Linked DNA regions of Homo sapiens: region 2 is linked to region 1. A link is a loop called in an ENCODE intact Hi-C map of the cell type or tissue named here. Cell type or tissue: heart right ventricle. All regions are shown on one strand. Links, peaks and the distances in the headings refer to the core of each region. The heading gives the core; the rest is flanking DNA.

Region 1 (7,900 bases), core at 2,381-6,380:
TGAAACCTATCACCAAATGCCTCTTTCCTGTTTGAGGGAAAATGCTCAGCTCTTGAACCCACTAAGGAACTGGGCTCTTCTCAGCTCATGATACAATATCACCCTTACTTCTGCCCAAGTTGAGTACAGTGACACATGCTTAGCATCTCCATTTCTAGAACCCAACAGCAAAATGAAATCACAAGGGAAAAATGCAGAGCATTGCATAGCAGTTATTCTCTTCTATTACAAATGTAACAAGCCTGCACCTGTACCCCCTGCATCCAAAATAAAAGTTGAAATTATTTAAATAACAACAAAAAAACAAATACAAGGAGATGGGGATGCCAGTAAGCATTTAACAACTGGATCTGTGAGGGAAGCCCTAATTTGTAGCATCTGCAGATTTCTTTGTTGGAAATACTCCCATTACGACTGATGTCTTGCTACCAGTGTGACATCACTGAATGTGAGGTTGGGGAGAGATGTACAGTAACACATCATGACAGTACTTCCAGCACTCAGATTCAGAGGGACCACAAGAGCACAAATAATAGTAAAATGAGTAACAATTAACAAGTGATGACCTTAGAGTATTTATTACCTTTGTTTTCAATATAATATAATTATGTTTATACAATTTAATTTTTAATATCAGCTGTGTTTAACAATTGGCTCACAAAATTTCCCAAATTTGACAATGGGTTTTGTGAGGCAGGGCTGTGGGTTCCCAGCATACCACCGATGTGCATCTACCTTGAGCAGGGAACTCTTCACCTGAACGTTAAGTAGGGATGTGCCTTGTGACAAGGCTTTCTGAAATGATGGCTGTAAGGATCTGCCACAAGTGAATTGGGACACAATCAAACACTTAAAATCCTATGTTCATCTCTGATACGTCTGGGTTTTTGTTAGAGATTCCCATCCTAGCATTGACCTTACTCAAAGCTGCTCAACTTGCAAATTCTAGCGTGCTTGTAGCCAGAGGTAGTGTAGCTTCAAGCATAGTTAACTTACATGCCTAAGTCAAGAGGGAGTTGACCCTGTTATTCAGAATCACTGTTACACGTGTGTGAAAAGTAATGGGGTTATATTTTGCTTGCGTTAACTATGTTTAGATTTAAATGAGTATAATTTTCTAAAACAATAACATAAATCCCAGAGAAGAAAACCTGTCACTCGCAAGAAAGCAAAGCCAGAAAGAAGCATTCCAATATCTCCCTTTCCCCTTTAACTGGGTGGTTAGTCTTCTGACAACCCAAAATATTATTTTAGGAGCTTGAGACACAGGGAGAGGGCACAGACAACCCGAGAGAAAAGGTTACAATCACAGTTTGGTGAAGAGAAAATACTCTCAAAGATAATATGCCATGACATATTGTACTGAAGTGTGGCTTTCCATGAGAAATTCCACATCACAAGGTTCTCATGTAATACAGGACTAAAGTCATCCCTAATCTTAAAATCCAATGTCTAAGTGCTAGCACAACCTGCTGTGAAAGAAGCCTCTTAAATAAATCCTACACGCTGTAATATTTCTGCCACGAAACAGAACACGTGTGCCAGGATAACTCCCGGCAAAGAAAGTTACAGAAACCAAAAGAGTAAACAGAATTCTTTCTGTCCACTCAGCCCATCTTTTACTTGTAGACAAGGTTTTGCCACACATGGACTGCCCATTTTAGGGTTAAAGAGCCCATGCAGAGATTTGACCTTTAAAGAGAAAAAGAAAATGAAAATTGTATGACACCCTCAATAGGGGATATTTTGAAAGCTAACTTGGGATGGTTTGTCTAAAATGTATGACCAGGGAATTTTTACCAATGGAAGGTCGGCAGAGTCTTCATCTGAGAATTCCTGATCAAGAGTGACAGGGCTGGATACCTAGAGGCAAGACCTCAGCCTTCACACCCCAAAACAGCACCATGGCTTCCACATAACTCAGGAAACACCCTCTGTTTTTTATTTCCATTATTTTTGAAAAGTTTCAGGTTGCTATATTCAGTTTTTTGATCCTATCTATATTTCCTAATCAGATGTTCAACAGCTTTAACATCTATGTGACTATGACATGCAAAACACTGGTGCTGAGACCTAGAAAGTCAGTTTTCCCTTATTTGTGTTTACTGAGTATTATGGGTTGAATTGTATTCCCCCACACTCAATTCATATGTTGACTCATATGCTGAAGTCTTAATCCCCAGGATCTTAGAGTGTGACTTTATTTGGAAAAAGGGTCTTTGCAGAGGCAGTCAAATTAAAGTGAGGTCATTAGGGTGGGTCTTTTGCTGTTTTTTTGATTTGGTTTGGTTTGGTTTGGTTTTTTCTTGAGACGGGGTTTACTGCATCACCCAGGCTGGAGTGCAGTGGCATGATCTCAGCTCCCTGCAGCCTCAACCTCCCAGGCTCAAGTGATCCTCCCACCTCCGTCTCCCAAATAGCTGGGACCACAAGCATGACCACCAAACGTGACTAATTTTTGTATTTTTTGTAGAGACGGGGTCTTGCTATGTTGCCCAGGCTAGTCTTGAACTTCTGAACTCAAGCAATTCTCCCGCCTCGGCCTCCCAAAGCACTGGGACTACAGGCATGGACCACTGCCCCTGGCCAGGGTGGGTCTTAATCCAATATGACTGGTATCTTTATAAAAAGGGTAAATTTGGTCACAGAGATAGACATGCATAGAAGGAGGATAATAGAAAGTAGATGGCCATCTACAAGCCAAGGAGAGAGGCCTGGAACACATCCTTCCCCTACAGCCCTCAGAAGGAACCAACCCTACAGACAGGGCTTGATTTTGGACTTGTAGCCCCCAGAACTGTGAGACAATACATTTCTGTGGTACTTTGTTACAGCAGCCCTAGCAAACCAATACACCTAACATATGCTATAGAGCCACATTGTTCTTCCACGTCACAGTGGATGGCGAGCCCTGGGGCCACATCTCCTTCCTTGAGCTGTTTGCAGACGGTTCCAGAGATAGCAGACAACTTTTGTATTCTGACTATTATGGGTTGAACTGTATTCCCCCACACCCAATTCATATGTTGATTCATATGCTGGAGTCCTAACCCCCTAGATCTTTGACCACTGGAGAGAAAAGAAGTATTCCTGCTTTCACAGAATTATTCCAGGGGTTTTATGCCAGGGTGGTGACTTCATATGCCATAGTGGTACTGACACAAGTCCATCTACGGGGAGAAATTTGAGGATGAGAACTTCATCCTGACACATACAGGTCCTGGCATCTTGTCCATGGCAAATTCTGAACCCAACATCAACAGTTCCAGTCTATCATCTGCACAGCTGGGCCTGAGTGGTTGGATGGCAAGCATGTGGTTTTTTGGCAAGGTAAAGACAGAAGGAATATCTTGGAAGGCACAGAGTGCTTTGGGTCCAGAAATGGCAAGACCAACAAGAAGATCGCCATTGCTAACTGTGGACAACTCTAATAAATTTGGCTTGTGTTTTATCTTAGCCACCACACTGTTCTTTCTGTAGCTCAAGAGAGTATCCCTCCATCCCATCTGTTTGCAATGTCCATTATCTTTGTGCTCTTGTTGCAATTCTTTGGGTTCCATATTTTCCTTATTCTCTAAGTCTAGCTGGATTACAGAGTTAAGTTTATAATTATGAAATAAAAAATAAATAACAAGAACAAATGGTTATCTTCCCAAAATAAAATATCACATAGCACTCAAAATGCTAATGATGTAAAAAAATCCAATGAGAGGGAAGATGGTGGGGAGTGGAGGGAGAAATGTTAATATTTCTCCCTCGTTTGTTGGCTCATGGGTGATTTTTATGGCCTTAAGTAGCAATATTTTCTAAATTCTTTACAAAAGACATGAATAACCATTATAATTAGAAAAATATATTAAAAAACTTGGGTACCAGAATACATAAAACAATTTCTTATGGGAATGATCTTGAGATAATTTGGCCTAGTATTTAATTCATATAAATATTTTATTTTAATATGTATATACATAAGTGGACACAAATCTTAAGTGTACAGCATGATAAATTTTCACAAAATAAAGTAGCCACATAAACAGCACCCAGATAAAAAATACCAGCATCCCAGAGACCTCTCATGTTCTCTTCTATTACTATCCCCTAAAGGTAACTGTTACTCTGTCTTCTAACACTATCAATGGCTTTACCTCTTTAAAAAAATGTTACATAAGTGGAATCATACAGTATATACTCTTTTTACTCAGTGTTTTTTGGTGCGGTTCCTCCTATTTTCACACGTAGACATAGCTTGTTAATTCTCATAGCCAGATAGCACGGGTTGGCAAACTATGGCTTACAGGCTTACAGGCCAGCTGACTGTTTTGTAAATAAAGCTTTATTGGAACACAGCCATACTCATTCCTTTATGTCTACGACTGCTTTCATGCTACAATGGCAGCACTGAGTAACTGTAACAGAGATCATATGGCCCTCAAAGCCTAAAATATTTACTATCTGGCCCCTTACAGAAAAAAGTTTGCCAACCCCTGCGATATAGTATTATGTGCCTATGCCACAATCTATTTATCCACTGTACCGTTGATGAGCAACTGTGTTGATTTTAGTTTGGGGCTATCATGGAGTTGCCAGATTTAGCAAATAAAAATACCTAATGTCTCCTTAAATTTGAATTTCAGACAAACAATAAATATTTTTAGTGTAAGTATATCCCAAATATTGTATGGCAACCCTAGGCTATATGAATACATGTATGAATATATGAATAGCATAACTATGAACATTTGAATAGGTAACTTTTGGTGAACACATATACACAACTCTGTTAGGTATATTGCTAGCAGTGAAATTGCTCAGCCATAAAGGATGTGTATGCTCATGCTTAGCAAATACTAATAAAGATTTTTCCAAAGCAGTTTTACCAGTTTACAGTTTCACTAGCAGTGTAAGATTTGTTTCTTATCTTTGGCAATGCTTAGTATAGTTGGTCCTTTTAATTTTAACCAATGTGATGGGTATGTAGTGGTATCCCATTATAGTCTTAATTTATATTTTCCTGCTGACAAATGAATTTAAGCATTAGTTGGGCTGTCTTTTTCGTGATGGCCAGTGATTTATTATATGTTCTAGCTTCAGTTGGTGAACTAGAACAATTATATATCCTTTCTCTTTGTCTCTTCATTTTCTCTCTCTTCAGAATTTGACTTGGGGAAGAAGAAGAAAAGAAGGTGGATTTCAGCATGAAAGAATCTAAACAGTCATTAGTGAACAAATGTGTAGCAGTGCTGTCCAACAGAACTTTCTGAAGAAGTAATGGGAATACTCTGTATCTGTGATGTCCTGTATGGTAGCCACTGGCCTCACACAGCTCTTGAGCACTTGAAATGTGGCTACTGTGACTGAGTAATTGAGTTTTAAAATTTCATCAATTTTAATTAATTGAAATTTAAATAGCCACATGAGGCCAGTGACTACAGAATTGAACAGCACAGGTCTCACAGATGGACTAAGAGTAAGCCAGTTACGAAGAAGCTTATACAGGAAGACCGGCTAAAATATGTCAAAGGAGAGTTTCTCTTTCTGAACTCCGAGGAGCTGTTCAAATAAGACTGGTCTGGAGAGAGTTTTGGGTGGCTGGAGGTATTTTCACCCCTCCACTTACTGTGCCTAACCTTAGTATTGTTGCCATTCTCACGTTTCTGTATGACTCCATCTCCCTTGTTCTGTTCCGATGCCGCTTTTTCAGTTTTTCTGAGCTCTCAATTAAACACAGTGAAATGAATCTCCTCCAAGTGCCTTTTTAGTGACTAAACTGAATAGTTGGCTCAGAATGCTACAAAGTCCTCTCCCTCAGGAAGAACCAAGTTTTACCATTAAGATCCTGATAGATTTACCAGCTTTAACTGACACCTCTTGGGGTGGCTTCCAGATTCACACTTTCTCCTTTTTGAGAAGACTCCCAGACACACGGGGATAGGTCCTGAGTGATCATATTTGAGCCACACAATCTTGTTACGCTTGCTGTAGATCCATGGTTCAAAAACATTCAAGTGTGTCTGACTCAGCTGGAGGACTTGTGAAGACACATGTGGTGGGACCCATCCCTAAAGCTTCTTTTCCAGTAGGTGTGTAGGTGTGGCCCAAGTATCTGCATATCTAACAAGTTCTCAGGTGATACTGATGTTGCTGGTCTGGGGATTGTACTTTAAGATAATTAAGTCAGGGACTGTTGCCTGACATAGGACAATAAGCTTCTCTCAGGAATTTGAAATTTGGAACAAAGAGCTCGGAGTCTTAGTGCTAGTAGACCAGTGCTCTGGAGAGGTCTGAAAACTACCACTGCTTAGGTTCCTAGTTTGTCCAGTTCCTGTTTGTCTTGAGCCTTGGTTGTCTAATCCTTTGAATAAATCCCATTACATTCTTTGTTTTGCATAAACTGGCCATAGAAAGTTCTTGTTGTCTGCCCCTAAAAGAACTTTAACTAAAGTGTGAGTATGTCAGTTAAAGTGTTCCACCAAAAAAACAGAAACGATTCTAAGTAGTATTTAAAACAGAGATAATGTGGTCCAGAGAATTGGCCATACTGTGATAGAAGATCTGTGAAGCCAAACACCCAACGCAGAGATTAGCAACAGCAGGAAGCTATCTCTACCGCTAGGCAAGAGGGACAAAGGGAGAAGGTGGTGTTACAAGGCCAGGGTGACCTGGAAGAAGCTGGAACCATGACAGACCAGTCCAACAAGGAAAATGCTGCTGCCACTGCCAGAAACATCACCCAATGCACCTCTGAGGAAGTGAAGAAATTCCCTAGCTTCTCTCTTCCTCCTGCCTACAATCCCCCAGCAGTGCCTCTCCATGCTGGGAAGCTTGGGAAAAGCTCCCTATGTTACTGAGGACAGCAGGGGATCCTGAGGAAGAACATATAGATCTGAGAACAAGTCAAGGACTGGCACTGTTCAACCCTGAATTTCTCATTTTAGTCTTCAAAGTACATTTTGCCTACTTACCAATTAGAGTGAGATAATATGTGCATGCTATATTCTTTCTAATAGTCTCTGTTAAGAATAAGAATTTTTAATTTAAATGGGTTTTTATTACCTTGTTCCATAATTAGGCCTGACATTTCTGAGATAATCTTTTGGGAAAAATTGCAAATGATATCAAGAACTAACATTTGTATAGTGCTTTTCAGTTTGAAAAATATTTTTACATGCTTCATTTAATTTAATCCTCAAAAACCTCATGAAATATATATTATTATTAACCCTATTTTATAAATAAGGAAACTGAGGCTCAGAGAGAATAAATAACACAAATATGCAAAGTAACATGGATCACAAATAATGGAATGGCACAATCCCAAACCTGGGCTTAGCATACAACCTTGATTGTTGCAAAACACCAAGCTATTGCATGAAAGTACACGCAAGGCTACACACTTTCATTTCTTTCTCTCTGTTGATAACTCATTTCCTCCTTTATCTAAAATCCAGTATCTAGAGTAAAACCTTATAACCAGCACTGAGAGAGGTGATTTTAAAAGATCATCAAAATGCTTCGTGGTGCCTTCTCCTCATCCCCTACCTGTATAGACTGTCAAATCTGTTCTTAGTGGTCTCACAGGTTCCTAATTAATAGGCCACGATTATGGGATGAGGCAGGGCTTTTCATAAGGTCTTCAGAACAGCAGCAGTTATGTAAAATGAAAAGATAGAAAGTAAAGAAACCCATTTTGACTGAGAATATCAATTAGCTAGACAGAGTGGGTGTTTTTGATGATTTATGAGACTACTTGGCCACCTAGAAAAAATTAAATGCAAACATACACAATGATTGTGTATGAAAGTGAGTGAGAGAGAGTGTGTGTGTGAGTTTCCTTCTGTCTCCAAAGAAGTGGTTAAGCCTCCTCTGCTGCTAGTTCTACAGACTGTATTTCTCATGTTAA
Region 2 (7,900 bases), core at 1,633-5,632, 250 kb after region 1:
GTTTCGCTCTTGTTGCCCCAGCCTGGAGTGAGTGCAATGGTGCCATCTTGGCTCACTGCAACCTCTGCCTCCCAGGTTCAAGCGATTCTTCTGCCTCAGCCATCCGAGTAGCTGGGATTACAGGCATGCACCACCATGTCCGGCTAATTTTGTATTTTTTAGTAGAGACGGGGTTTCACCATGTTGGTCAGGCTGGTTGTGAACTCCCAACCTCAGGTGATCTGCCCACCTTGGCCTCCCAAACTGTTGGGATTAAGAGTGTGAGCCACCACGCCCGGCCCAATCCCGTCCTCTTTTAACACGTGAAGATAGTATAAGGCTATGTCAGACCGTTCTTGCATTGCTGTAAAGAAATACCCGAGACTGGGTAATTTATAAGAAATGAGATTTATTGGCTCACGGCTTTGCAAGCTGTCAACTGGAAGCATAGTGGCATCTGCTTCTGGGGAAACCTCAGGAAGTTTCCAATCATGATGAAAGGCAAAGGGGGAGCAGTCACATCACATGGCAAGAATAGGAGCAAGGGCCGGGGGAGGTGCCACACACTTTTAAATCATCAGATCTCACTCACGATGGTGAAGACAGCACCAAACCATAAGGAATCTGCCCCCATGATCCAAACATCTCCCACCAGGCCCGCTTCCAGCATTGGGGATTACAATTCAACATGAGATTTGGGCAGGGACAAATATCCAAACTGTATCACAGGCCCTGCTTCCAAAATTTTTTTTTTCCCAAGTTAAACATACATTTTTTTCTTAACTTTCCTTCACAGGTCATTTTCCAGGCAGATCTAGCCATACTAATCTCTGCTGCAAATTTTTCTAAACCAATTTTATAATGTATTGCTCAGACCAGGACAAATACTCCAGATGTCATCTGCCACAACAGGTTATAACAGTTATGAAGGTAATGCTCTGTATTCATCTGTGTGGCAGGAAATCTCATTAGCTTCATTGAAATAATTACACCAAATTATGTTCTTTTGTATCTTTTTCCAAGTAATCATAAAAAATGTTTTATAGAAAAAAATGTAAGGATTAAACGCTGTGATACTCTAAAAGAGATATCCTGCCACATAGATACTTAGGTTATTGTGTTGGTTCAGCCAGCTGTGACTCCACCTCACAGTTCAATAAAGAGCCAGCATCTCTCCAGCCTCTTCAGAAGGCTGCGCTGGAGGACTTCCAACCATGCTAGTCATGGTACATTATAGGTATGGCATTCCCCAGATGCAACAAATCAATAATGAGGATAATTTGGCCTGTCTTACAATTACTGAACTACTTTTTTGACTCCTAGCGATAACTTCTTTTCTAATGTTCTTCCACCATCTGTTTAAAATGAGCTCTTGAATTTTTCTAGGACATGATATCATCTTATAGGATTTGACCTTTTGAAAATCTGGATGAGGAGGTGTCTCCATTTTCCTAACATCAACTACCCCCCAACAGTTTTGAAGATTATATATAGCAGTTCTGAAAGCATCTCCATATTTGTTCATCACCCTGGGATAAAATTCATCTGGACTTACGAATTTGCACTAAACTAAAAACAACCAGAATTCAAAAGAACTCCCCTGCCTGCCAATGACTTAGTGTCACATGATAACTGTGGCAGAAGGGGATCTGCAGTCACTAGGCTCTTTAAAGATACAACAGAGCAGCGTTGGTGGTACAAAGGGCTTCACAGCAAATGGCAGTAGATAAATCTGCTATTGTATCTTCTGATTATTAAGATAATTAAGATAATTAACTTTATTTGGGTTACTACGCTAGGAATTATCCTATTTCTTCATAACATGAGTTGTTAACTTTCTTGTTACCATTGAAATAGAATGCCACTAAGGCAGCTACCAGCATTTGTCACAAACATGAAACTAGCTCCTAAAATTTTAGGCCTTAAATATGGAGATAAATTTAGAAGACATTGTAGTATCTCCCCAACATCAATTTCAATCTCTCCTTTTGTATAGGTTGCATTGGGTGGGGTTGACTTCACTCCCAACTCCAGGGGTGCCCCCAGGTTGCTTTGAACTCAATATGCCACAAAGATTGATTAGGGATGGACATATGACTTAATGCTGACCATCAAAGCAGGATTCAGGACATTTTTTCCATGGCTTTGAGGGGAAAAGCTACCTCCTTCCCCTGGCTGCTATCTCACCCACCTATTAATCCAGAGGAAAACCAGTTTGAAGATAAACTCTACACATGAGAGAGACCAGAATTTACACAAAACATAAGTAAACAAAAACACCACACTCACATTGAAACAGGGTCCTTGATCAAAATAAATCTGAAGCTTACACTACTATGGGACCAGTCTTTCTCAAAGTTCAATAGAAGAAATAAGCCCTAAGATATACATTGCATGCAATAATGTAGCTTCTGTCCTATGCAACTGGAATGGTACTAAGTATGTCCTATCCTTGGGTGAACTGAGAAAAGTTACTCAAATTACTTTTATGTTCTGTGGTTCAAATGAGGAACTCTGGTTGCAAAAGCAATTTGACTCTGCAGTTGGGTGTACTGATAAGTCAGCTTTATTGTTTAGGCTAGTTAGAGTTGGGGTTTCCATTTCTTACAGCTGAAAGCTTCCTAACTAGTATAACGATCAATCTTTCTTGCACTCCCATCTGTTGCTCTGAATGCAATTTCAACAAAATTACTGGGAAATTTTCAAAAAAATTACCAGAAAATCTGGCTCAGCAGATGCAGAATTCTGTAGGTTATCTGCTGTATCCTCACTTGATTCATTTCTCAGACATTCAAAAATGCTGAACAATGATAAAAGGGTCAATCCATAAGGAAGATATAACAATTATAAACAAATATGCAAGTAACAGGAACTGAAAATGCATGAAGGAGAAACAGACAGAATGGAAGGGAGAAATAGACAATTCAACTATAATGGATTATATACCATTATCACCATTATATACCAGTTATCCTAGGAATGCAAGGTTGGATTAACATCCAAAAATCAATCAACCACATGACCACCTCAGCAGATGCATTAAAAAGCATTTGACAACATCCAAAGCCTTTTCATGACAAAAAATCATTCAGCAAACTATTAACAGGAATAGAAGAGAACTTCCACAACCTGATGATGAAAGGCATGTACTAAAAGCCCAGAGCTAATATTTACCTGGGAAAGACAATACTTTCCCCCTAAGATCAGGAAAAAGACAAGATGTCTGCTCTCACCACTTGTATTCAACCTGAAGGTTATAGCCAGGGAAGTTAGGTAAGAAAAATGAAATATTAGGTTGGTGCAAAAGTAATTGTGGTTTTTGCCATTACTTTTTATTGGCAAAAACCGCAATTATAGCCAAATAAAAGGCATCTAGTTCAGAAAGAAGAAAAGTAAAACTATTTTTATTTGCAGATGACATATTGTATTTGAATAAGAAATCTGCTTAAAAAGAACTAATTAACAAGTTCAGTAAGTTTGCAGGCTAAAAAATAATATTAAAAACAGTTGTATTTCTATACACTAACAATGAAGAATCCAAAATGAAATTAAGAAAAGAATTCCATTTATGATAGCAGCACAATGAATAAAACACTTAGGAACAAATTTCACAAAAAAAAGTATAAAACTTGTACTCTGAAAACTACAAAAAAATGTTGAATGCAATGAATGAACGCCTAAACAAATGGAAAGACAGCTTGTGTTCACTGACTGGAAGATTTAATATCATTAAGATGGCAATATTCTATAAATTGAACTACAGATTTAATGAAATCCCTATCAAATTCCCAGCTGGCTTTCTTGCAAAAGTTGACAAGCTGATTCTAAAATCCACATGGAAATGTAAGAGGCCCAGAAACAATCTTGAAAAAGAATAACAAAACTGGAAGGCTCACACTTCACAATTTCAAGGCTTACTATTACAATGCTATTGTAAACAAGACAGTGTGAAACTGACAGAAGGATAAACCCATATCCTGGAATGGAATTGAGAATCCAGAAATAAACCCTCATATTTATAATCAATTGATTTTCAGTGAGTGTCCCGAGATAATTCAATGGGGGAAAGAATAATCTTTTCAACAAATGGTACGGTGACGATTAGATATCTACGTGCAAAAGAATAAAATTAGACTCCTACCGCACACTGTCTATAAAAATCAACTCAAAATAGACCTAAATAAAAGAGCCAAAAGAAACAAACTCTTACAAGAAAACACACATGTGAATCTTTGAGAACTTAGGATAAGCCTGTTTAGGTAGGCCAATAAAAGCACAAGCAATAAAACAAACAAAAAAGATAAATTGGACTTCATAGAAATAAAAAACTTGGGGACATCAAAGATTTTATCAAGAAAGTGAGAAGGCAACCTACAATATGACAGAAAATATTTGCAATCTTGATATATGACAGGAACTTGTATCCAGAGTATATAAAGAACTCCTACAAGTCAACAATAAAATGACAAATAACCCAATTTAGAAATAGGGAAAATACTTATATAGACATTTCTCCAAAGGAGACATATTAAATAGAAATGGCCAACAAGCACATAAAAGACATTCAACATCATTATTATTAGGGAAATGCAAGTCAAAACCACAATAAGATACCACTTCATGCCTGTCAGGGTGACTAATACTAAAAACAAAACAAAGCAATAGCCATAAGAGGTATTGGCGAGGGTGTGAAGAAACTGGAATCCTTATACATTGCTAGTGGAAATGTAAAATGGTGCAGCTGCCTTGGAAAATGATTTGGCAGTTCCTCAAAATGGTCAACCAAGTGATACCATATGACCCAGCAATTTCACTCCTAGGTATATACTCAAAAGAAATGAAAACAAATGTCCTCACAAAACTCATACACAATGTTCATAGCAGCATTGTTCACAATACCTAAAAAGTGGAAATGACTCAAATGTCCATCACCTAATGAATGAGTAAACAAAATGTGTTTTTATCTGAAAAACAGAATATTATTCAGGAATAAAAAGAAAGAAGTACTGATATGAGCTACAGCATGAATGGACCTCAAAAACATCATGCTGAGAGAAAGAAGTCAGATGCTAAAGACCACATATTGTATGCTTAATTTATATCAAATATCCAGAATATACCAATCCATAGAGATAGAGAGTAGTGTTTTCCAGAGACCGGGAGGAGAGGGAAATGCAGAGGAACAGCTAGTGGGTATGGGGTTTCTTTTTAGGTTAGGAAGTTAGATCGTGGTGAGAGTTGCACAAGTCTGTGAATAGACTAAAAACCACTGAATTGTACACTTTAAAGGATAAATAGTATGGTTTGTGAATAGTATCTCTGAGTTGTCATAAAAAAACACATTTGAACAGCTTCTACAATGTTGCTTTATCACTTGCTATCTCTCAGGCCTCATTAGCATCAATATAGTTGTGAAACGAATTTTTAAAGACATTTAATATAGAACCTCCCATTTAGAGAAATAAAATTTCAACAAAATAATGTTTAATGAATTCTGAACTTGTCATATTAGACAAAGTAAGTCAAACTATTGAAAGCATGAGGTAGAAAATCAATAAACCTTAGGCATAAAAACATGTTTCATGACGACAAAGCTTAGTTTAAAAATGTTTCATAAATTAAAAACATGGAAAACTGAAAGCTTATCAACCCTTTTACTTATTTTATTAACCTCAGATGTTATGAAAAGAACTAAAGCAGTTTATTTGATTTGGCTGAACACATATGAATTACTTAAAAATGAAGCATAGCCATCCAAATAGCATGCTTTAAATGCCTGTCCAGTGATTTACAGCTAATTGCCAAATATTATTCCGTTGCTAAATCTTTACATTTGCTTTACTAAGGTTTGCTAAATTAGTTAAAATAAACTCAAGCATAGCATATTTCCAGAATATTTTTGATAAAAGATGTCACAAACATACATTTCCTACATATTTTAAAAATATTTAATAGGAAACTATCTTATGTCATATTTCCCAGGAAAAAGATAGAGAAACAGATTTGTGTATGGGAAGTTTATTGTGCAATGGTCTCAAGATAAAAACTGTGAGACGTTAAGGAACCAGGGTTGAGCAAAAAGAGTCGAATTGTGATGTAATTGCAAAAAAACATCTCAGCTAATCCCACTGGAGCTTGGAAGCTACGCTGGCCTTTCTGAGTTGTTCCAAATTAAGGCAAGGGGGCCTGATTTGTATATCACCACACTGACCAGTCATTGGATGTGGGCTGCACCTGGGGAGTGGTCATAATGCTGGGTGAAGAAATTCCTTTCACCTGAGGGCAATTCTTGGTGAGGGATTTGCTCTGAGCCATCAACAGGTAATAATTCTGACAGCTGGGGAAATGAATGCCTTGGTCCTGAAGCAGGTATCTGAGCAAGACACCACATTATCCATTCAGTGCACCCTTTGAACTGCTCAGATCCATTTGCTTTGTATAAAACAGTCACACCACCTGCTTCCTTTTGGTTGGTCTCTTTTCCAGTGAAATTTACAAAAGGAAAGTTGGTGGAATGAAGTATAATCCCCACTGCTGCACCTGATTGCAGAGTTGCAACTAATATTCAATTTTTGAATTCTCATTACTTTTGGCTGGTACCTCCACTAGACCGGGTGGCTTGCCCATAGGGGTGACCCAGGCCCTCATTACTGTGCCATCGAAGCCCTGCTCACTATGCCCTCCTTAGGGCCAATGATCTGCACTGTTCCTTCACTGTCAACTTTAGACAGGCGAACACTAAGAGATGCCCCAGTATATCACATGGAGCAAACCTATTCTCTCCTTCCCCATTGTGGAACAGCAGTCCTGCCTCCCACAGAACCTGGGGTTGTTTGAAATGCAGTCCCAAAGCATAGCTAGGTTCTCACATCTGTGGAAGCCAGCACTTAACAGTCCACACTTCAACCTCTTGCTCTGTGTCTCACAGCACGACTATTGATGTTTCAATGTGCACTAAATAAACTGACATTTCTTTCCAACTGTATCCTCTACATCTTTTCCACATCATGTCAACAACCAGAATACCAATACAATATTTTAGAAAGGTTGAGAAGTTCTCCAAAAGCAGAGAATATGTTCAGGAGGAATGTCCTCTCCCCTTTTTGCATGTGAGCTATACTATTTGAGGACAAAATTAGTGAAAGGAGTAGCTTAACTTTTAATGGATCAGGAGGGGAACTTCATTCCATGCTAATGACATACCACTTTCCCCATAATTAGGGAGGATGTTTATTCAGCCAGGATGCTGAAAAATACATTTTAAGATATAGAAGCAGCATCTGTGTTCATACCATATTGGTTGTTGAATATTTTGACTATTATACCTGCAGTTTGATAAATTGAAGGTAAGTTGTAAGTACATAAAGTTGATTAGCCTTTTCGGCACCAAAGGCAAAAAAAAAAAGAAAAAAATCTGGAAACTACTTAGAAATTATTTGACAGCATTGACCTCAAGTTCACCTCTGTTATGGACTTAAGCGCTTTGATACACAAGAGTATTTTATTTGTTTTAGAAGAGGCTGTCAGGTTATCCATTTCATGTTAAATCCAATATTCTTTGTTTAATTTCTGATTATTTTTGTTTGCATTTATCCCAAATATTGATTTAGAATAAAATCCACTCTTGACCCTGACTTTTCTCCACTACCTATTTTTCAGGAAAATTTTTGCAAATAGGCTGATTGAGTAGACTATATAGAAATGAACAAACATCTTTTTATCAGCTCTTTAAAAAATGTGTAGACACGCAGTAATACAAAAACATTGCTCCAATTAAGAAAGCAAAAGTACAAATATGCTTACATTGAAAAACATTTTTTGAGACAATGGTATATTTTAATAGTCTAGAGTGGCTCATTTATATTACTTGGGTTTATGAGTAGAATGAGAGGCATTGTTATGGAGGATGAGAGGAATAATG

The links. Peaks named below come from ENCODE experiments on the same cell type or tissue, not always from the same donor. Only the 100,000 strongest peaks of a DNase experiment are listed, where the experiment ranks them.
Region 2: it touches region 1 in a loop (3-fold over the local background); 47 of 110 quality-filtered maps call a loop at or near these places.

The regions. Positions count from the first base shown.
Region 1 is chr14:59,178,511-59,186,410 of GRCh38, forward strand. It overlaps LOC107984642 (a long non-coding RNA gene), which reads left to right. Exons shown (of 2, transcript XR_001750928.1): 2 at 5,153-5,737. It also overlaps the pseudogene PPIAP5. Among named protein-coding and RNA genes, the nearest start is that of DAAM1, 6.2 kb to the right of the region's middle. In heart right ventricle, for the core only: no CTCF peak of the experiment used is centred there; no DNase peak of the experiment used is centred there.
Region 2 is chr14:59,433,699-59,441,598 of GRCh38, forward strand. No RefSeq gene overlaps it. Among named protein-coding and RNA genes, the nearest start is that of GPR135, 28 kb to the right of the region's middle. RefSeq lists an enhancer at 5,314-5,483. In heart right ventricle, for the core only: no CTCF peak of the experiment used is centred there; no DNase peak of the experiment used is centred there; H3K27ac peaks cover 2,019 bases.